2 separate regions of the Homo sapiens genome follow, and region 2 is linked to region 1. A link is an interaction called in ENCODE POLR2A ChIA-PET data of the cell type or tissue named here. Cell type or tissue: PC-9. All regions are shown on one strand. Links, peaks and the distances in the headings refer to the core of each region. The heading gives the core; the rest is flanking DNA.

What was found. Peaks named below come from ENCODE experiments on the same cell type or tissue, not always from the same donor. Only the 100,000 strongest peaks of a DNase experiment are listed, where the experiment ranks them.
Region 2: POLR2A ChIA-PET joins it to region 1 with 6 read pairs; 20 of 35 experiments call an interaction of 5 or more read pairs at or near these places.

What each region holds. Positions count from the first base shown.
Region 1 is chr17:59,758,145-59,769,630 of GRCh38, reverse strand. It overlaps VMP1 (vacuole membrane protein 1), which reads right to left. Exons shown (of 12, transcript NM_030938.5): 6 at 4,493-4,660. Among named protein-coding and RNA genes, the nearest start is that of VMP1, 56 kb to the right of the region's middle. RefSeq lists an enhancer at 814-1,315. In PC-9, for the core only: no CTCF peak of the experiment used is centred there; a DNase peak (open chromatin) is centred at 5,590; H3K27ac peaks cover 4,085 bases.
Region 2 is chr17:59,806,031-59,817,516 of GRCh38, reverse strand. It overlaps VMP1 (vacuole membrane protein 1), which reads right to left. Exons shown (of 12, transcript NM_030938.5): 8 at 8,641-8,721; 9 at 5,731-5,847. Among named protein-coding and RNA genes, the nearest start is that of MIR21, 29 kb to the left of the region's middle. In PC-9, for the core only: no CTCF peak of the experiment used is centred there; DNase peaks (open chromatin) are centred at 6,106 and 6,976; H3K27ac peaks cover 2,563 bases.

The DNA.
Region 1 (11,486 bases), core at 3,387-8,386:
AGAGAAGAGTTTAATATGCACAAAATATGCAAACCAACTGATAACACAGCATCTTCTTGGAGTGCTAATTTTATTCAAAGATTCATTCAAAGATTTATTCAAAGACAAAAATTCTGAATTTGTACTTTTAAAAAGTTTTGTCAGGTGAGGTAGGGAAAAAACATTTTGTCAAGTGAACTCACAAGCAAATCTGCAGCAAGGTGCTTTTATATTAAGAAATGTAAGTTTAATGATAAAAATCTGGAGAGCAGGAATTAAAAAAATCTATCTTTTTCACCAAGAAACCCTGTCTCTACTAAAAATACAAAAAAATTAGCTGGGCATGGTGGCGCATGCCTGTAATCCTAGCTACTCAGGAGGCTGAGTCAGAATCACTTGAACCTGGGAGGCGGAGGTTGCAGTGAGTGAGATTGTGCCATTGCACTCCACCCTGGGCAACAAGAGCGAAACTCTGTCTTTAAAAAAAAAAAAAAAAAGTTTTCATTTTATTTATTTATTTATATTTTTTTGGAGACAGAGTCTCACCCTGTTGCCCAGGCTGAAGTGCAGTGGCACAATCTTGGCTCACTGCAACCTCTGCCTCCCGGGTTCAAGCAATTCTCCCACCTCAGCGTCCTGAGTAGCTGGGATTACAGACCTGCGCCACTACACCCGGATAATTTTTGTATTTTTGGTAGAGATGAACTTTCACCACGTTGGCCAGGCTGGTCTTGAACACCTGACCTCAAGTGAGCCGCCTGCCTCAGGCTCCCAAGTAGCTGGGACTACAGGGGCCTGTCATCATGCCCAGCTAATTTTTTTTTTGTATTTTTAGTACAGACAGCATTTCACTATCTTGGCCAGGCTGGTCTTGAACTTCTGACCTCATGCTCTGCCTGCCTTGGCCTCCCAAAGTGCTGAGATTACAGGCGTGAGCCACCGCGCCCGGTGAATTAATTCTTATATATGGTGTAAGGTAAGGGTCCAACTTCATTCTTTTGCATGTGGATATTCAGTTTTTACAGCATCCCCCTTGTTTTTTTTTCTTTGAGATGGAGAGTTGCTCTGTCGCCCAGGCTGGAGTGCAATGGTGTGATCTCAGCTCACTGCAACCTCCACCTCCTGGGTTCAAGCGATTCTCCTGCCTCAGCATCCCGAGTAGCAGTGACTACAGGCACCCACCACCATGCCCAGCTAAGTTTTATATTTTCAGTAGAGATGGGGTTTCACCATGTTGGTCCGGCTGGTCTCGAACTCCTGACCTCAGGTGATCCACCTGCCTTGGCCTCCCAAAGTGCTGGGATTACAGGTGTGAGCCACTACACCCAGTCCCCAGCACCATTTGTTGAAGACTGTCCTTGTAAATGTTGAGAACAATATTAACAAATTTAAACATAACTTAGTGTGTGCTGTATTTTTAATATAACGAGACAGTTACAAAGAAGGAAAGAAGAGCAAACATTTGACCTATTAATCAGTATTTATTGACATTCCTATACTACATGGAAAACTTTTTCAAAAAAATTAATTAATTTTTTTTTTGAGATGGAGTCTCGCTGTGTTGCACAGGCTGAAGTGCAGAGGTGCAATCTTGGCTCACTGCAACCTCTGCCTCCCGGGTTGAAGTGATTCTCCTACCTCAGCCTCCCAAGTCACTGAGAATACAGGTGTGAGCCACCATGCCCAGCTAATTTTTTGTATTTTTAGTAGAGATGGGGTTTCACCATGTTGGCCAGGCTGGTCTCAAATCCACCTACCTCGGCCTCCCATAGTGCTAGGATTATAGGAGTGAGCCACCATGCCCAGCCCTATGTGCAAAACTTAATGCTGATTACTATGATGCTAATACTTTTAAGGTATATTTAATATTTTTTAGGATCCTAAATATTATTTGGGGAAGAAAGCCACCATACCAGCCAAATTAACTAATTTAAAGCATGTGTAAAGCCAGGCCTAATAAGCACTACAGACAATATATACTACAGAAATTTGGAGGAGGCAGTTATCACAGCCAGCCGAGATAGTGGTTTTCATTTGTTGGCCTTAAGGTTAATCCAGCAATGTAAATAATTTTTGAAGAACAAAAGTATAATATTAAGAAAAAAAGACAAATTTACATACAAAGTCCCTTTTCTAGCATGTTCCAAGTATCTTCTGTTATTCTAACATTTTTTTCATCAAAAGACTAATGTCATCAAATTTATAAAGCATATGCAACTAGTATAATAAATTTGTTTCCAGTGTTTATAAAAGAGCAACAGGAAACATGACAATTTTTCCTGTCTTTCATATTCAACAAATTCAACATGATGGTATTTCCTTTATAATTCTTTTAAAGCAGAACACAATTGCTAACACTTAACTGTGTTTCAAAACTCTGCTTCTCCTGAGGGTATGGTATTCATGCTCATTTTAATGAGTTAAGATTTGTAAGTGATCTGTTCCATAATCTTTAATTTCCTAAGAAATTGTTAGTGGGAAAAAATTACAGGAACATAACAAATCCCAATGAGTTAAAAAAAAAAAAACCTCAAATGGTAAAAGAAATCTTTAACCCATGAATTATTCCTACGGATGCCTGAATAAATTTAGGCATACAGGGCTGGGTGAGGTGGCTCACGCCTGGTGGATCACCTGAAGTCAGGAGTTCGAGACCAGCCTGCCCAACATGGAGAAATCCCGTCTCTACTAAAAATACAAAAAAATCAGCCGAGCGTGGTGGCGGGTGCCTGTAATCCCAGCTACTGGGGAGGCTGAGGCAGGAGAATTGCTTGAACCTGGGAGACAGAGGTTGCAGTGAGCCGAGATTGCGCTACCACACTTTAGCCCGGGCGACAGAGCAAGACTGTCTCAAAAAAAAAGCAAAAAAAAAAATTTAGGCACACAAAAAAAATTGTGTGGATTAGAATCCATCTGCCACTTAACATGCTGTCCAAAGAATTTTGTAAAATAAACTTAAGCAAACCACAAAAAGAATAACTGGAACAACTGAAAGTAAAATTGCCATATACGATCATACAGCCTGATACGTTCACTATAATAAGGCTTGGTTTATATTAAGAAATGTCTGACCTTACTTTAGTTAGCATTATAATAACTCAGAAAATGAAATGAGTTCTCTAAGAACATAATATTTTCTTGTTGTTGTTGAGATGTAGTCTCGCTCTGTAGCCCAGGCTGGAGAGCGGTGGCGGGTCTCGGTTCACTGCAACCCCTACTTCCTGGGTTCAAGCAATTCTCATGCCTCAGCATCCCCAGTAGCTGAGATGACAGGTATGCGCCACCACGCCCGGCTAATCTGTGTATTTTTAGTAGAGGCAGGGTTTCACCATGTTGACCAGGCTGATCTCGAACTCCTGGCCTCAAGTGATCTGCCTGCCTTGGCCGCCCAAAGTGCTGAGATTACAGGGATGGCCACCAGGCCCAGCCAGAGCACAGTATTTTAATCTAAAAGTAAGACATACGGGAGGATCACTTGAGCCCAGGAGGTTGAAGCTGCAATGAGCCGAGATGGCGCCATTGCACTCCAGCCTGGGCAACAGAGCAAGGCCCTGTCTCAGTAAATAAATATATAAATAAATAAATGCATACATACATATACACACACACAATTTTTATTTGCCAAATAAATAAAAGTAAAATTTTAAATTAAAAAAAGTAAGACATATGACATTTACCAATCTAATATTTATATATAACTATATATTACCAATCTAATATTTATATATATTTTATATAACTCTTAGATAAATTCTAAAAGTTTATCAGGTATAGAAATACTAGAACAAATTTTATAATGTAGTATACAGTTGACCCTTGAACAACATGGATTTGAACTGTGCCAGTACAAGTGATAATGGGTGTGCCTCTCATGGCTCCCCATCTACCTCCTCCACCTCCTTTGCCTGTGCCACCCCTAAGACAGCAAGACCAACCCCTTCTTTCCCTCCGCCTCCTCCTCAGCCTCAGCCTCTTCAACATGAAAATGGAGTGGAAATGATGATCCGTTTCCACTTAATTAATAATAAATATATTTCCTTTCCCTTATAATTTTCTTTGTAATATGGTATACAATACTGTATTAACACATACAAAATATGTGTTAATCTACTATTTATCATTAAGGCTTCCGTTCAACAGTAGGCTATTAGCAGTTAAGTTTTTGGGGAGTCAAAAGTTATATGTGGATTTCCTACTGCACAGGGGGTTGGCACCCCTAACCCACACATGGTTCAAGGCTCAACTGTGGTTCCATCATCTGTACTCCCTTGCCCTGCTGGAGTCTACTTGGCCTCAGTTGCTTTGTGATACATATGGTTCATGCCTTTCTTCTCAATGCCATTCATGAATAGGAGATGCTCTAAAAGGTTTCTTTTGCCTTGGAAGTAGGTAGCTGGTTACTGACTGAATCATTTACTGACAAGGAATATGTTTAGATTCCATTTCAATAAGGTACACACACTATCAAGATGGTGAGGTTAGTTTTAAACAAATATGAAAATGCATATCTTACCCACATGCAGGCTTCAATCCTAACTTTTGAGATGATACTCCACAAAGAAATGGTTCCTTCAGTGCCCTCTTCATCTGGACAAATAATCTGATCAGGATAGGGTGGTTCGGGAAAATTAACTGAATTGCATTCATAAGCAGCTAATGTAACTGAGGCTATATGTGGACCCTATAAAACAAATACAAGAAACTTCTGATAAGAACTATTAAAAAATTATCAATACACATTATTTTAAAAATATATTAATTACTGTGTAAGAAAAATCTTAGCTTTCAAAGAACAAAAATAATTCTAAATAATTTCAAGATGCAGTTAGTAATATGAAGAAAATAATCCTTCCCAGAATCTCTTCCTGGTTGACTTAAAAAAAAATCAGATTTATTGAGGTAAAATTTACACATAATGAGTCACTTATTTGAGGTCTACATTTCAATTAGCTTTGACGAACATATTCAGCCATATAACCACACCAATCAAGATACAGAACATTTCCATTACTGCAAAAATGATCCCTTGGCCAGGCACAGCAGCTCATGCCTGTATTCCCACCACTTTGGGCGGCTGAGCCAGGATGACTGCTTGAAGCCAGGAGTTCAAGACCAGCCTGGGCTACAAAGCAAGACCTCATCTCTACAAAAATTTAAAAAATTAGCCATGCATTGTGGCATGTGCCTGTAGTCCCAGCTACTCAGGAGGTAGGAGGCATTGCTTGAGCCCAGGTGTTGGAGGCTGTAGTGGGCTATGATTGTGCCACTGCACTCCAGTCTGGACAACGGAACAAGGCCCCATCCCTTATAAAAAAAAATCCCTTGTGTTCCTCTGTGGCCAATTCCCTCCCTCAAGTCCTAGTCCCCGGCAACCACTGATCTAATTCCTTGCTTGACTTTTATTTTATTTATCTATATTTCTCATTTGTTAGATAATTCCTTTTATTAAAAAAAACTTCCTGAGCCACTGTTCTTTTAGGCACAATTTGAGAATATCACTTTACGTCCTTACTTAAAAACAGCTGGTGATCTACCACCTCATGTAACCTTTCCCAGTGAGATCATAAAGCAAAAATGTAACTGTGAAACCAGTATCAATGAGTTTTACACAATGGTTCCTAAAAGCACAAGATGAGGTGTCTGCATACTAGGGAGTTGGTTAAAATATAAATTCCTGGGTCCCTTAAGCATAGGTTGATAGATGTCCTCTAGCATACAGTAACTAGCAGCCATCAGCTATTATGAAGATAAATACTTTATTTGTAGAATAAAATTATTTACATATATATACACGAGATTTTATTACTAATTATATTGTGCAAGTATTTCTGAATCTGAAGGTTTCTATTAAAGATTTCTCCAATGATTTTTCATAAATGAGACAGTCCCACAGAAAAGTAAGTGGGCTCTGTGTATAAGAAAGTATTTTAAGATCACTTGATGAAAGAATCTGTGGTTCAAAGTACATAAAATCTAGTGATAAAAATAAAACTAAGACATTCTACTATCAAGATAATAAAATTTTGTTTGATGTTAATATACAAAGTTGTTCACACATATGTGATATTTATCTCTAAATAGAATCGGCATTTTCTGTTAAAATAATACCTAAAAAATGAAATCCTTGGAACTGAATCAGTTAATTATTAGTTTTTTCTGGATCAAAAAAATCGATGTGAAGTTTTAGCCTTTGTTCCTCTTTTTGGGGACTTTTAATTCTTGGAAATGCAGAAATATTAAAGTATTAAAATAATTATATAAGATTTTGAAAATACTTTGACTACTTAGGTTTTTGAAAACTTATGATTAACCATGAAATCTACAATCATTTCTTTAAATGCCAGGTGCACACAAGAGATTTCACACTTGGGGGAAAAAAGAATTATTTTGTGATACTACAAAAAAACCCCAAAGTTTGTGATATTCAGAATAACTGCATAGTTTGTGAAACATTTCTCCTCATACAATTATAGCTATCAGACATAATTAAAAAAAAAAGAAGAAATCAGCTGTAACTTCCACCTTTACTATTAGAAAACACAAAAGAGACATATGAATGCCAATAAGTGAAAAAGAAGAAAATTTAAGAGTTTGTCCATGCTGTCCCCATGTTACTGTCCTCTTTGGCTACAGGTAGTCTACAGCTAAAGTTAGAAATGAATTTCAAGTGAACAAAAATAAATTGCTCTGGGAGCTAAAATAATGAGATTTCTGGGATAGATAGGAAAGAAAAAGCTATATTTGCATTCCAGAAATATAAAAAATGTATCCTAACAGATTAAACACATTATCCAATAAAATAAAAGTTCTTTATAGTTTTCATTTTTAGTTATTCTGAAAAGGGAAATTTTCAACAATCTGATTTGAGAATGTTTTTTCAAGTCTCTGATTTGAGAATTCTTTCTTCTAAAGAAGTCTGTTCATTCACTCAACTAAACTGACATATATTTTCCATAACCACACTAGTAAGTCATGATTACTCAGCCTTTGAGGCAGATGTGGTGGTTCCCAGACAAAATGAACATTAACAACTCAGTTTCTTGTCCTTTGTTCATAGTTTAAACTATATTAAGTGATAGGAAACCTCACAAGTTCTATTCAACATTTTAGCTTAATGGTTTTTAAATATAACCGATTTGAATGAAAAAATATGTTTATATGAAAAATTCAAATAAAAAAATTTTTGATTAAAAGTTTTAAAAGTTACACATAATTCAAACTACTTTTAAAGTATATTTTCTAAAAACTACAAGTCTCACTACAATGTAGCAAATATGAGTCACATTTTTAACCATACTAAACAAAGAAACAAGAGGGTAAAGACCCAAACAGCTATAGTATTAATTGAAAAGCCTAACTGGATAAAACCTGCCACAGGATATAAAATTTATATATTTACTGAGCAGCAGGTTCCAACTCTTGTGGGAGCATGGGTTAGGGATCCTGGTCTATGGCTGAAGGTTTTCTGTCTCACGGCGGATGAAGTAACGGATACTAGACTTTCATTTCTATAGCAAACAATTAGAAAACTGGACAAAATATATGGGACAATTCTTTTTAGACATTGTACTACAGGCAGTACAGGGCTTTGATTACTAAGAGAAGGGATAAAAATGAAGAAACCATACATTGACTCTGGCTTCTTGTCTGTAGACACATTCCATGCCTGCCAAAAATTCCATGGTCAAAAGAGCAAGAGCCCAAACAAAGCATGTTGCTCCTGCCGAGTTGAGAATGAGATTGGGGTTCACGAGTTCAGGATTCAAGAAGGCTGAGGCAGTCAGAATTTATGAGGCAGTATACCAGAAAAGAGAAAGCTACACAGAGAAGGAACTCTAGAAATCTGCACAGGGGTCCCCTTCAGACTCTGGCACACAAAGCTGCATTGCATGCTAAGGTGAGACCACAAGTCCAGGCAAAGAACTACAAGAACTACTGGGAAAAGAATAATTACTGGGGATTTGTAAACTGACCAATTCCCAGAGTTCACACAGGCCTGGGAAACATTTGTGATCAACCAGCTAGAGTAGAGAGACTCAGCATTCAACCCAGAAAGGTCATGCCTGGGTAGGTACGACCTTTCCTTCTGGTCCTAAGGTGAAAGCTACTCTAGTCTGACCCTAACAGGGTTTAAAACAAGTCTTAAAAAGATCAAGCTGATCCACAGGTAACTTAATTGTCCCCTTCACCCTCCCCCCACATCAATGTTCTATAGTGGAAGACAAAATCCATACAATCAACAATTTAATACTACATATCTAGCATTCAATTAAAAATTACTAGCACTCAATATAATATTACTAGATATGCGAAGCAGCAAATTATAACTCATAACCAAAAGAAATATTGCTCAATAGAAACAGACCCAGATTTGATGAAAAGTATCAATCCACAGACTTAAGAAACTGAACAAATCCAGTCAGGATCGACACAAAGAAAATAAAACACATGGGCTGGGTGCGGTGGCTCACGCCTGTAATCCCAGCACTTTGGGAGGCCAAGGTGGGTGGATCATGAGGTCAGGAGTTCGAGACTAGCCTGGCCAACATGGTGAAACCTGTCTCTACTAAAAATACAAAAAATTAGCCGGGCATGGTGGCAAGTGCCTATAATCCCAGCTACTGGGGAGGCTGGGGCAGGAGAATCGCTTGAACCCAGGAGGCAGAGGGTGCGGTGAGCTGAGATCTCAACACTGCATGCCAGCACAAAAAAGAAAAGAAAAGAAAACATATAGGCCGGGCATGGTGGCTCACGCCTGTAATCCCAGCGCTTTGGGAGGCCAAGGTGGGTGGATCATGAGGTCAGGAGATTGAGACCATCCTGGCTAACATGGTGAAACCCCATCCCTACTAAAAATACAAAAATTAGCTGGGTATGGTGGTGCGCACCTGTAATCCCAGCTACTCGGGAGGCTGAGGCAGGGGAATGGCTTGAATCCGGGAGGCGGAGATTGCAGTGAGCCGAGATTGCGCCACTGCACTCCAGCCTGACGTCAGAGCAAGATGCCATCTCAAAAAAAGAAAAAAGAAAATAGAAAATAAAACATAATCAAACTGCTAAAAATCATCACAATCATGTCATAATGAAATTGCTATAATTCAATGACAAGAGGAAAAGTCTTAAAAACAATAGAGTAGATAAAAATAAAACATCTACAGGGAAAAATAGGTCAGACTTTTCATCAGAAATAATGCAAACCACAGGACATCAGAATTACTTCTTTAAAATGTCAAAGAAAAAAATACCTGTGAATCTGGGAGCTAGGGAAAATATATTTCAAAAAAATATATTTCAAAACAGTACTGTGGATTTACGACATATGAGGAAGTAAAATATACAAGAAGTAAAATGTATGACAACTAAAGCATAAATTATAAATTATGGGAGGAGGAAATGAAGAACACTATTATAAGGTTGTTATATTTTATACAAAATGAGAAAACAATACTTCATTGTTCACCCTGTAAGTTAATGGAGCATATTGCAAACCTTAGGACAACCACTAATTTTTTTTTTCTTTTTTTTTTTTGAGAAAGGGTCCTACCCTGTTGCCCAGGCTGGAGGGCAGTAGTGTGATCACAGCTCAGTGGAGTCTTGACTGCCCAGGCTCATGAGATTCTACCTCAGCCTCCCGAGTAGCTGGGACCACAGGCATGCATCACTACACCTAGCTATACCACTAAAAATTTTAAAAGAAGTAGAACAAACAAGCAAATAAATTCAATACCAAAAAAAAAAAAAAAAAAAACACCAAAAAACAAAACAAAACAAAACAAAACAAAAAAATCCTCAGTCCAAAAGAAGGCAGAGAAAAAAGAAAAAGGAATGAAAAATTAGATATGACAAACAGTTTGAGGGTAGACTTAAACCCAATCATATTGATAACTACATTAATTGCAAATGGACCAAATGTATAAATTCAGGCAGACACTGTCACACTGGATTAGTACACGCTGTCTATAAGAAACCCACTTTAAATATTAAGAACCCAGAAAAGAAAGAGTAAAGAAATGGGAAAAGAAAAACCATTTAAAAAATCCATAAAAAAGATAAAGTAGCTAAATTGATATTAGACAAAGTAGATTTAATGACAAAGAATATTAACAGAGATTCATAGGAACAAATGATAAAAGGTCTAATTCTCAGGAAGTCAGACCAATTCTAAATGTGTATACAACCAATAACAGAGTGTGAAAATACATAAAGCAAAAACTGACAGAACACAGAAATGAACAAATCCCCAATTATAGCTAGAAATTTCTTTATTTTATTTTTTTTGAGACAGAGTCTCACTCTGTTGCCCAGGCTGGAGTGCAATGGCACGATCCTGGCTCACTGCAACCTTCGCCTCTGGGGTTCAAGCAATTCTCCTGCCTCAGCCTCCCAAGTAGCTGGGGTTACAGGCACCCGCCACCACACCCAGCTAATTTTTGTATTTTTGGTAGAGATGTGGTTTCACCATGTTGGTCAGGCTGGTTTTGAACTCCTGACCTCAGGTGATCCACCCAACTGGGACTGCTGGCGCAAGATACCACAACCAACTAATTTTGTTGTTGTTGTTGTTGAGACAGGGTCTCTCATTCCATCACCCAAACTGGAGTGCAGTGGCAAGATCTTGGCTCACTGCAGCCTCAACCTCTAGAGTTCTGGTGATCTTCCCACCTCAGCCTCCTGGGTAGCTGGGACTACAGGTGTACACCACCACGCCTGGCTAATTTTTTGTAGAGGTGGGGTTTTGCCTGTTGCCCAGGCTGGTCTCTAACTCTTGGGCTCAAGTGATCTACCCACCTCAGTCTCTCAAAGTGCTGGGATTACAGGTGTAAGCCAGAGTGCCCAGCCCAGCTAATTTTTTTTCATTATTTGTAGACAGGTCTCCCTGTGTTGCTTAAACTCCTAGGCTCAGGGGATCCTCCTACCAACACCTCCCAAAGTGCTGGCATTACAGGTGTGAGCCGGCGCACCTGGCCCAGATAATTTTTTTTTTGTTATTTTTAGAGATGGGTCCCCCTATGTTGCCCAGGCTAGTCTCAAACTCCTGGGCTCAAGAGATTCTCCCAACAAGGCCTCCCAAAGTGCTGGGATTACTGGTGTGAGCCACCACACCTGGCCCCATCTAATTTTTCTATTTTTTGTAGAGACAGGGTCTGCCTATGTTGTCCAGGCTGGTCTCAAACTCAGTTCAAGGGATCCTCCTGCCTTGGCCTCCCAAAGTACTGGGATTAGAGGTGAGCCACCATGCCTGGCACATACATAGTTGAAAACGTCAACATCTATATTTCATTAATTGATAGAACAACTACACTGATAATTGTATGGACACAGAAGATTTGAATAACATAGAAAATACCACCCAGCAAGAGCCAAATATATATTATTTTCAAGTACACATGGAATATTTGCCAAGACAGACCATCTGCTGTGCTATAAAATGAGTGTGAACACATTTAAAAGGATGTGACATGTGGCAAGGTAAAGATCAATACAGGGAGTACATCTTAAAGTGGCAA
Region 2 (11,486 bases), core at 3,535-8,534, 48 kb before region 1:
AGCTGGGGGTGGTGACATGTGCCTGTAGTCCCAGCTACTTGGGAGGCTGAGGCAGGAGAATTGCTTGAACCCAGGAGGCGGAGGTGGCAGTGAGCCAAGATTGCACCACTGCACTCCAGCCTGATGACAGAGTGAGGAGACTCCATATCAAAAATAAAATAAAATAAAATAAAAGATAACATTTAATTCAAATGTTATCAACTTTGTATTCCTTTTTTTTTTTTTTTTTTTTTTGAGACAGAGTTTCACTCTTATTGCCCAGTTGCCCAGGCTGGAGTGCCATGGCGTGATCTCAACTCACCGCAACCTCCGCCTCCCGGGTTCAAGCGATTCTCCTGCCTCAGCCTCCCAAAGTACCTGGGATTACAGGGATGCGCTACCATGCCCAGCTAATTTTTTTTTGTATTTTTAGTAGAGATGGTGTTTCTCCATGTTGGTCAGGCTGGTCTTGAACTCCTGATCTCAAGTGATCCATCTGCCTCAGCCTCCCAAAGTGCTGGGATTACAGGCATGAGCCATTGCGCCCGGCCCTTTTTTTTTTTCTTTCTTTCTTTTTTCTTTTTTTTTTTTTGAGACGGAGTCTCCTTCTGTTGCCCAGGCTGGAGTGCAGTGGCGCCATCTTGGCTCACTACAACCTCCGCCTCCCAGGGTCAAGCCATTCTCCTACCTCAGCCTCTCAAGTAGCTGGGATTACAGGCGCACGACACCACGCCTAGCAAATTTTTGTGTTTTTTGTATAGATGGGGTTTCACCATGCTGGCCAGGAGGCCAGGATGGTCTCGAACTCCTGACCTGGTGATCCACCTGCCTCAGCCTCCCAAAGTGCTGGGACTACAGGCGCCCGCCACCATGCCCGGCTAATTTTTTGTATTTTTAGTAGAGATGGGGTTTCACTGTGTTAGCCAGGATGGTCTCGATCTCCTGACCTCGTGATCTGCCCACCTCAGCCTCCCAAAGTGCGGGATTACAGGCGTCAGCCACTGTGCCCAGCCAACAGTAGTCTTCTTTTTATCCACTCACTATGAATCTCAGGAACCTGGACAGGTTAGACTAACGTACATTATTTCTGGCAAGAAGACTAATAAGGCAAAGGTATACAATTGGTATGTGAATATTATGAAGCTAGCAAGGCTATTATTACAGATAATTTGTGAAGAAAAGCAGGGGGTCTATACCAAAAACCAGTTATTTAGAGCTATAAATCTTTTATTAATCAACAGAGCTAGTAGTTCTTGCCTTCCAGTGATTTCATCACCATGAACTTTCCCTACTATCATTTCTTAACAATCAAAATAAGCCAATGCCTAAATAATTGCACAATTTCAATGCAAAACAGCAAAACAAGATTTTCTTTTTGTATGTAGCAGCTTGAAAAGTCACTGTTCTGGGTTAGACAAAAAATGTGTCACACATTTAAGAACATATGTCTTAGTCTTTCAGGCAGGAGGTCTGAGTGGGAATTCTACAAAATAAATAAAAGGCACAGACCACGGAAGAGCCCTCTTAACCACATGCATAGAAGAAACAAAGGAAAGGGTAGAGGAGGAGGAAAAAAGACATGGGAGGGAGAAACTAATTGTGCTAGAATGAACAAAGATGGAACCATCTGTAAAAGAAGTCCTTCATTGGAAAGAAGAATCTTTTTTTTTTTTTTTTTTTTTGAGACGGAGTCTCGCTCTGTTGCCCAGGCTGGAATGCAGTGGCTCAATCTGGGCTCACTGCAACCTCCGCCTCCTGGTTCACGTCATTCTCCTGCCTCAGCCTCCTGAGTAGCTGGGACTACAGGCGCCCGCCACCATGCCCAGCTAATTTTTTTGTATTTTTTTTAGTAGAGACGGGGTTTCACCGTGTTAGCCAGGATGGTCTCGATCTCCTGACCTTGTGATCCACCTGCCTCGGCCTCCCAAAGTGCTGGGATTACAGGCGTGAGCCACCGCACCCGGCCAGAAAGAAGAATCTTAAGACAGATTCAGTTATTAAATATTGAGTGCCTACTATCTCCTGGATGCTATTCTAGGCATTATAATACATCAGTGAACCAACAGACAAAAATCTCTGCCCTCCTGGGAGTTTATAATACTGTGTGTGTGCTGGTGAGTGTGAAGGTAGAGAGATAAAGAACAGTGATGTATTTTAAGGGTACAATAAGTAAGTTAAATGGTACATGAAATAACATGAATGAGTATGTTGCTTTTCTTAATTATTTGGGACAAAGGTAATGTCTCTAAGGATACTACTTCTTAAAAAATTTTTTCTAAAAAGATACTCTTCTCATGCCTTTTCCTATCTAAGGATACTTCTACAGACAGAGTACTTGACTCTGTGCAGTGGAAGGGGAAATCTGATCTAACATTATAGGTAGATTGATTTGAATCTTTTAGGGGAAGGTTAAGAGGAAGACATCAATAAAAATAGCAATATTTATTAAAGAAGGTTGTCTAATTTTAAGCTGAGGAAAAAGGGAAGAAAGAAAAGCAGACAAGGAGACAGGTTTACTATTAGGGTAGAAAAAAATCGGTGTGTGTGTGGCTTTCCCACTATTATTTCAGAATGGTTAAAATGTTTATATTACTAATATTGTTTACCCACAGAATGAGAAATGTTTGTTACCCTAAGCTACATCTGGATGTACATCAAGTGACATGCCTTTACAAAGCATGTCACTATGATACGATGGAACACAGCAAACATATCCCACGGTCTTAGTTTAGTGAAGGAACTCAGATTCTTTCCTTTCAGAAACATAAATGGATTTTAGCTTTCTTTTTCTTTTTTGCTTCCACATAGATACAGGGAAAGAGCTTTATCTTTACAGAGCTTGGTTGGATTCTAGGGCCTTAGGCAAGTATTTTACCTTCTCTAACACAGTTCCCTCATCTATGAAATGTGGTTAATAACAACCTCTCAAGATTGTCTGCCATGAGATAACTACTGCAAATTACCTTGCACAGGTCCTGATCAATAGCAGGCATTAAACAATTCAGTTTCCTTAATCATATCAATACATTAAAGTTAAGAAGGCAATGCAAAAGAATGGAAAGAACACTGAACTTGAAGTCAAAAGACTTGGGTTCAAATTCCAGCTGTTACTTACTCTCTTAAGCAACTATTACTTATTAACCTCCCTACCTCTGAGAATTACAAAATGGGTATAGTAATTCCTCTATCCCAGGATTATAAGAATTAAATCATATAGATAAGTGCTTTAAAGTGTGAAGTTCCATAAAAAAATCACTCATCGGCCAGGCGCAGTGGATCATGCCTGTAATCCCAGCACTTTGGGAGGCCAAGGCGGGCAGATCATGAGGTCAGGAGTTCGAGACCAGCCTGGCCAATATGGTGAACCCTATCTCTACTAAAAATACAGAATTAGCTGGGTGTGGTGGCATGCGCCTGTAGTCCCACTTACTCTGGAGGCTGAAACAAAAGAATCGTTTGAACCTGGGAGGCGGAGGTTGCAGTGAGCTGAAATCACGCCACCACACTCTAGCCTGGGTGACAGAGAGAGACTCCATCTCAAAAATCAATCAATCAATCAATCATCATAAATTGAAAAAATCTGAGTATGTTTAAATATATACTAGTTTTAAATCTTTCTGAAATGAAAGGTCTGATAAGTTGCATATCTTACCACTACAGATAGGGTACTTATGGCATAATACGTTTTACTATAATTTATAGAAAGGCACTGCATTCAAGAGGTATAAAGCAGGACACATAAAACTTATGGATTACTAGAGAAGTTCTTGTTATGAAATAAAATAATCTGTTATTTTTCCTTAGGTATTAAGGACTGCAAGAAGCTAAATGACAGCTCTCTTCTAGAAACAACTCTAAAGATTAAAGAAAAACCTATTTTCAGATACATTGAAAATAATTTATTATTCACCATATTTTATTATTTGAAAAAATCCTGTATGGTATTAAATCTTTTTTTTTTTTTTTGAGACAAACTCTTGTTGCCCAGGCTGGAGTGCAATGGCACGATCTCGGCTCACCGCAACCTCCACCTCTCAGGTTCAAGTGATTCTCCTGCCTCAGGCTCCTGAGTAGCTGGGATTACAGGCATGCGCCACCACGCTCGGCTAATTTTGTATTTTTAGTAGAGACAGGGTTTCTCCATGTTGGTCAGGCTGGTCTGGAACTTCCGACCTCAGGTGATCCACCCGCCTCGGCCTCCCAAAGTGCTGGGATTACAGGTGTGAGCCACCGCATCTGGCCAGTATTAAATCTTAACCATAGTAACTAGCACTGTAATATTAAAAAACCTGTGTTCGTTGATTGAACAAAATACTTAATTTAAATGGGAGGAAATATATTCTTTGAAGTAGGAAAAACATCATGAAATTCTGAGTGATTATGGCAGGAAAATAGAGGACAGACGCAATAAACTTGACCCAAATGCCAAAATCTAAGATTATAAACTGGATAAGTAGAAGCAGCCGAAGTTTTCCTGTTTCATTCTTCCCTTCTAAGAACTGGAAGTAGAGAGGTATTAACATAGAAACTTTGGGGATAGACACACTTGTAATTATCATGGAATCATACAAGGGCAGAGAACTTCACTGTTCTTTCCTTTCTTTTTTTGAGACAGAGTCTTGCTCTGTTGCCAGGCTGGAGTGCAGTGGCGTGATCTTGGCTCACTGCAACCTCCACCTCCCAGGTTCAAGAGACTCTCCTGCGTCAGCCTCCCAAGTAGCTGGGATTACAAGCGTGCGCCACCACGCCCAGCTAATTTTTGCGTTTTCAGTAGAGACAGGGTTTCACCATGTTGGCCAGGATGGTCTCGATCTCCTGACCTCATGATCTGCCCACTTCAGCCTCCCAAAGTGCTGGGATTACAGGCGTGAGCCACCACGCTTGGTTGTTCTTTCCTTTCTTTTGGTTAATAACGTTCTTTGTTACAAACCATACTGATATAAAACAAATTCTTTCCAGGTTAATTTTTATTTTATTCTATTGAGATCTGCCCTTAGAAGGAAGTAATTCATATCACAGTTCTAGAAGCACATATCCATTTTCCCTTCGTTTAAATTGTTAACCTTTTCTCTCCTCTCTATTCATATATGTGTGCACACACACATACACATGCACACACCCTCCATCCTAAAGATTTTGTTAAGAGTGGCTTTGAGGACTAGCAGATTCTCACTTCTCTGACCACAACCCACATCTCCTCGCCTCTTCAGAGACCCTCTTCTTCCCCATTCTCCTCCCACACTAACATCTGGCTGTTTTTCGGTAAAGGATATTGGTAACATGGGAGGAACTGCTTTACACACTCTATATATATAGAGTATGTGAAAGAAAGTAAGAATTAGTGAATGGCAATATTCTCTCAGCTTGTGGTTGGTAAAACAAAACAAAACAAACAAAAAACTACATTTTTTGGGCTGTGTATATAAAAATGATGTGCATCTTTCTGCACACAAACACTATTTTTGTTTGGTGAAAGTCCTGGATAAATAGTTAAACAGGACAAAAAATAAAGAAAGAAAGAGAGAAAGGAAGGAAAGAAGGAAGAAAGGGAAGGAGGGAGGAAGAAAGAAGAAAAGAAAGAAAACAAGGAGATCACTAATTCCAAATGACATTCTATGTGGTATTACCTAAGTAAGCTACCAACCAAAAAAGCAGAAAGAATAACTAAATAATTCACTTAGGAATGAGCATGTTTCATTGTCTTGTAATGGGTTCATCATCATTAGGCAGTGAATCAGGGGGTATAATTACCTGGATATGCATTTTTATTATTGCTTTTCCAATTAGGGTTGCACCAAAGAAGGTCCAAAAAGGTACCAGAAAGTGTCCACACGTTATTCCAGCCAGATCAAATAAAGGATTTGGAATCTATAGAGAGAAAAAGAAGGACTTCCATATTATAATCCAAAGAACAATTTAATTTTATCACCCATTGATATGTGGTATTCTGCTTTCAGCCTGCTTACACTGCAAAGCAATATATGGGTTCCTTGATCACTACTGGATTGTTCAAAAGGAGGTTAGGCAAACATCCTAATGTGTCTAGAAGCTGGGTCTCATATTCACCTTAGGTGTTCAATCTGCTCACAGCAAACCAAGGTGTCCTTTTGCTTATATTACTCATGGCTAAGGCACTGTGTGTGTGTTTGTGTGTGTGCCCATCACATGAGAACTGGATAAAGTAAGTGGACCTGCAGGAATTTAATCCCGTTCAGTTGATTCCTGGATATTTGGTGGCTGTTTTCTAAGGTGAGGTATGAGTGAAGAAAGAGCCTTAAGATTGTTTCAGCAGTTAGGGTTCTAAAATCTTTAGCTTGAAATGTGAATATTATCTGGAAAGCACTCATATCATTAGCAAATATTTTAATAAATTCTCAAATACATTTATGGGTGGATGTGCTGTTATTCTCAACATAAAATATTAATAATTTGTATTTTATTTTACGAGAGACCAAGTCTGAGGGCTATGTGACACAATTTATAAAGAAGATCAAGTGTGGAAATATGAGATCACACAGATTCAGATGTTTTGAATACTCAGTCCCAGACAAAGAAGTAATTCACAACAAATACCTTTCCCAAACATTCCCACATTTTAAGAATGCTAAAAGACATTTCATGTAAAAATGCAAAGAAGCCACAAGCTGTTTTTGAGCACTTCATCCCTTCTTCTCCTATGAAAGTACTCTGACCTTGTGGCTGTTGGCTGAACCATTAATAAGCCAATTAATTTATATAATTTCATTTTTGAACTTTGAAAGAAAAGCCTAGTTATTTAAAAAATACTTGTCACATATGATCTTTAAAAAAGACATGACTAAATTAGAATTCAAGTATTCCTTTGTTAGTAACACTTGGATTCAATGACTCATTTTTGTTTTTCTCATCCAAATTCAAATGCTTTAGGATTATTTCATCTCTTACAACCATATAATAATATCATTTACACAGCATCACACCTGCTATTTGTTATATTTGCTCATGTGACTCTCATAATTCTATGAGTTATAACTTTTTTTTCCTTTATCATAAGGTTCCAACTCATGTTGAAATGAAAATGAATTTAAAGTATTTAAGATATGTAGGCTGGGCGCAGTGTCTTATGCCTATAATCCCAGCACTTTGGGAGGCCGAGGTGGGTAGATCACTTGAGGTCAGGAGTTCGAGACCAGCCTGGCCAACATGGTGAAACCTTGTCTCTACTAAAAATACAAAAATTAGCTGGGTGTAGTGGTGCATGATTGTAATCCCAGCTACTGGGTAGCCTGAGGCAGGAGAATCGCTTGAACCTGGGAGGTGGAGGTTGCCGTGAGCCAAGATCTCGCCACTGCACTCCAGCCTGGGTGACAGAGGGAGACTCTGTCTCAAAAAAAGAAAAACAAACACAAAAAAAGGATTTAAGATACGTAAATCAGAGTAGCCCTGAGCTAACATCGCTTTAAACAGGTTTTATATAAATTCTTCCTTGTAACTAATACTTGAAACTTTGGAAAAAGACTTCTTATCTATAAATTTGAGGAAAGAATGAAGTCATCCTTATTTGGTTAAATGTAGTTTAATTTGGTTAAATGTAGTATATTCTTCATTGGAAGAATGGATTTTGTCTCTTTTATTCTTACTGATTTAAGCCATTTAGGTCTGAAGTCATCACTACATGATGAAATACTTAAAAGCCAATAAACAAGATGTGAACCTATTCAACAGAAAACAGCTCATTTAATAAGTTGAATTGGGCTGGGTGCAGTAGCTCACACCTGTAATCCCAGTACTTTGGGAGGCCGAGGCGGGCGGATCACGAGGTCAGGAGATCGAGACCATCCCGGCTAAAACGGTGAAACCCCGTCTCTACTAAAAATACAAAAAATTAGCCGGGCGTAGTGGCGGGCGCCTGTAGTCCCAGCTACTTGGGAGGCTGAGGCAGGAGAATGGCGTGAACCCGGGAGGCGGAGCTTGCAGTGAGCCGAGATCCCGCCACTGCACTACCGCCTGGGCGACAGAGCGAGACTCCGTCTCAAAAAAAAAAAAAAAAAAAAAAAAAAAAAAAAAAAAAAAATTAGCTGGGTGTGGTGGCAGTCGCCTGAAATCCCAGCTACTTTGGGAGGCTGAGGCAGGAGAATCGTTTGAACCCGGGAGGTGGAGGTTGCAGTGAGCCGAGATTGTGCCATTGCACTCCAGCCTGGGCCACAAAAGTGAAACTCTTGTCTCAAAAAAAAAAAAAAAAAAAAAAAAAAAAGTTGAATGGGCCAGGTGTAGTGGCTCATGCCTGTAATCCCAGCACTTTGGGAGGCCGAGGCAGGTGGATCACTTGGGCCCAGGAGTTTGAGACTAGCCTGGGCAACATGAGATCCTGCCTCTACTAAAAATATAAAAATTAGCCAGGCGTGGGGGTGCATGCCTGTAGTCCCAGCTACTAGGGAGGCTGAGACAGGAGAATTGCTTGAGCCCAGGAGATGGAGGTTGCAGTGAGCCGAGATCATGCCACTGCACTCCAGCCTGGGTGACAAGAGGGAGACTCCGTCTTAAAAAAAAAAAAAGGTGAATGATTCACAAAATTACATACCCAATAAAAGTGATAGCACTTTTGTTAATTCAGGAGTATATATGGATCAAAATATAACACTACCACTTAGTAAAAGTTCTGTTTTAATACAATTCACTTACTGAAGCACAGGCCAAAATTCCAAAAAATCCAACTTTCTGTACTAGTTTTTGAACTGCCAGTTTGGCCCGGGAGGCAAAGTCCTGTAAAAAGGCAAATTTAGAAACATTAATGAGAAGTAGGAAAAGAAGGAAAGATGGTTCTTTCTAGAGTTTATTAAAGATCTCCCAATCTGATGACACTGATTAATAAGATGAATGATGAAAAAAATTACAGTAGGTTGTTCACTGAAACACAAGTAAAATAATGATAGACTATTACATCCTTAAAGTTAAGCTCTTACCACATTTTAAGAATAAACCAAAACACTGTAAATTTAAATTTAGTATTCTCTCTGGATATTCTAGGGATTAACAAAATACTGTAAACTAACCATGAACCAATTTATTATTTTGGAAACACTGGCCTACAACATCTACCTTTTCCTTTCTTCTATAATTTGCCAGACTTCATGAATACATCTCTGCCGATCACTAGCCAGAAGATGGAAAAAACAGTTATGTGGCAATAAGTAAGCATTCATTATCCCAGAAGCAAAAGAACATCCTACATTTGCACAGCTTGTGCTAGTTTTGTAAAACATTCTCACCATGATTTTATTTGAGCCTTCGATTCTGGTATGTAGGTATAGTGGATATTATTATAACCAATCTATAGACCACAAAACTGCAGCCCAGAAAGGGTAAGTGATCAAGATCATAATGTCAGTTAGGGACAAAGATAGGACATGATTCAATATTCAGACTGTGAAATCAGTGCTTTTTACTTCACTCTGTTACCTCCTCCCATGCTGAAACATGCATTCGGCTGGCTAGTTCTTTCGGCATGTTGATGCTACAAATATTTGACTTTAATTATTTTCTGGTTTTGAAATGGCATATATTCAAATCCAAATTCCAATGAAAATAGTTCATAAGACAAAAAATGAGCTAATGTGTAAATGCTTTATTTTTTGAATGTGTGTAAATGCTTTATTAATAAGTCTTCATATCATAGAACCTCTTCCACTCTCTTTAGTCCAACTTTCTTTTTTTTTTTTTTTTTTTGAGACGGAGTTTCACTCTTGTTGCCCAGGCTGGAGTGCAATGGCGCGATCTTGGCTCACTGGAACCTCCGCCTCCTGGGTTCAAGTGATTCTCTCGCCTCAGCCTTCCCAGTAGCTGGGATCATAGGCACCTGCCACCACGCCCAGCTAATTTTGTATTTTTAGTAGAGACGAGGTTTCACCATGTTGGTCAAGCTGGTCTTGAACTCCTGACCTCAGGTGATCAGCTCGCCTCGGCCTCCCAAAGTGCCAAGATTACAGGCATGAGCCACTACACCCGGCCTTTAGTTCAACTTTCTAAAAGACAATAAAGAGAATATAGAAGGTGGACAGATCCGGCCGGGCGCGGTGGCTCAGGCCTGTAATCCCAGCACTTTGGGAGGCTGAGGCAGGCGGATCACAAGGTCAGGAGATCGAGACCATTCTGACTAACACGGTGAAACCTTGTATCTACTAAAAATACAAAAAATTAGCCGGGCGTGCTGGCAGGCGCCTGTAGTCCCAGCTACTCGGGAGGCTGAGGCAGGAGAATGGTGCAAACCCGGGAGGCAGAGTTTGCAGTGAGCTGAAATCGCACCACTGCACTCCAGCCTGGGCAACAAGAGCGAGACTCCGTCTCAAAAAAAAAAAAAAACAAAAAAACAAAAAAGAAGCTGGACAGATCTATCATAGAGAGGAGAAACAAAGTTTAAAGCCAGAAAAGCAAACTAGTTGAAAAATATAGTTCTCTAATTGGCACAGAATCTGTGTATCCCCACTTACAAAAACATTTTGACAAATAATATTGTGTAGAATAGACCTACCAAATTACCACAGTAGTTAATACTGAAATTAAAGCAAAGAAACAAAAAACCTAACTCTACTTGTTGAAGATGATGAGAAAGTCAAAGAAACCAAACCAATAAACTATATTAAAAAAAAATATGATCAGTCAATATAAACACTTTCAAGTCCAAATACATAGGCTCTCAAAGTTAATCATTAGCTAAACTCTACAACAAAATTTAGCAATTTTATAATTTATTTCCAAAGAGATAATTATTAATTTTTCTTTTTGGGATTAGACTTACTTTTTCACTAAATCAGTTATATCAGATTTAATTTTTTTTTTTTTTTTTGAGACAAACTTTCACTCTTGTTGCCTAGGTTGGAGTGCAATGGTATGATCTTGGCTCACTGCAAACTCTGCCTCCCGGGTTCAAGCGATTCTCTTGTCTCAGCCTCCTGAGCAGCTGGGATTACAGGCGCCCGCCATCATGCCTGGCTAATTTTTGTATTTTTAATAGAGAGGGGGTTTCATCATATTGTCAGGCTGGTCTCGAACTCCTGACCTCCCACCTCGGCCTCCCAAAGTGCTAGGATTACAGGCATTGAGCCACCACCCCAGGCCTCAGATTTAATATTTTTAAACAACTGAACTACTGCAGCAAAGGGTATTTTCTATTTTTATTTAGATTTCTAGCTGAAGGTTAATTTTTTTCTTAGCATCTATTGCATTAAATGTGAAATACTGAGTTTTATTGATTTAAAACCATATAAGAATATATAATCAATCAGTTTTCCTATATAGCTTATTTTAAAAACAAATTACATTTCTATTTCTATTACATTTTATTATTTACTGCTCCTTTTCACTAATCCTATCCTTCTGCAAAATCCATTTATTTTTAACAATTTATACAATTAGTCCCCAAATTACTAAGTTTATAATCCATTTGAAGCACTAAATAAAAACTGGTAAAAAATGTTTTAATTGTCTAAAGTATCAACAGATACTATTAAATTAAAAACTAGTTATGAAAT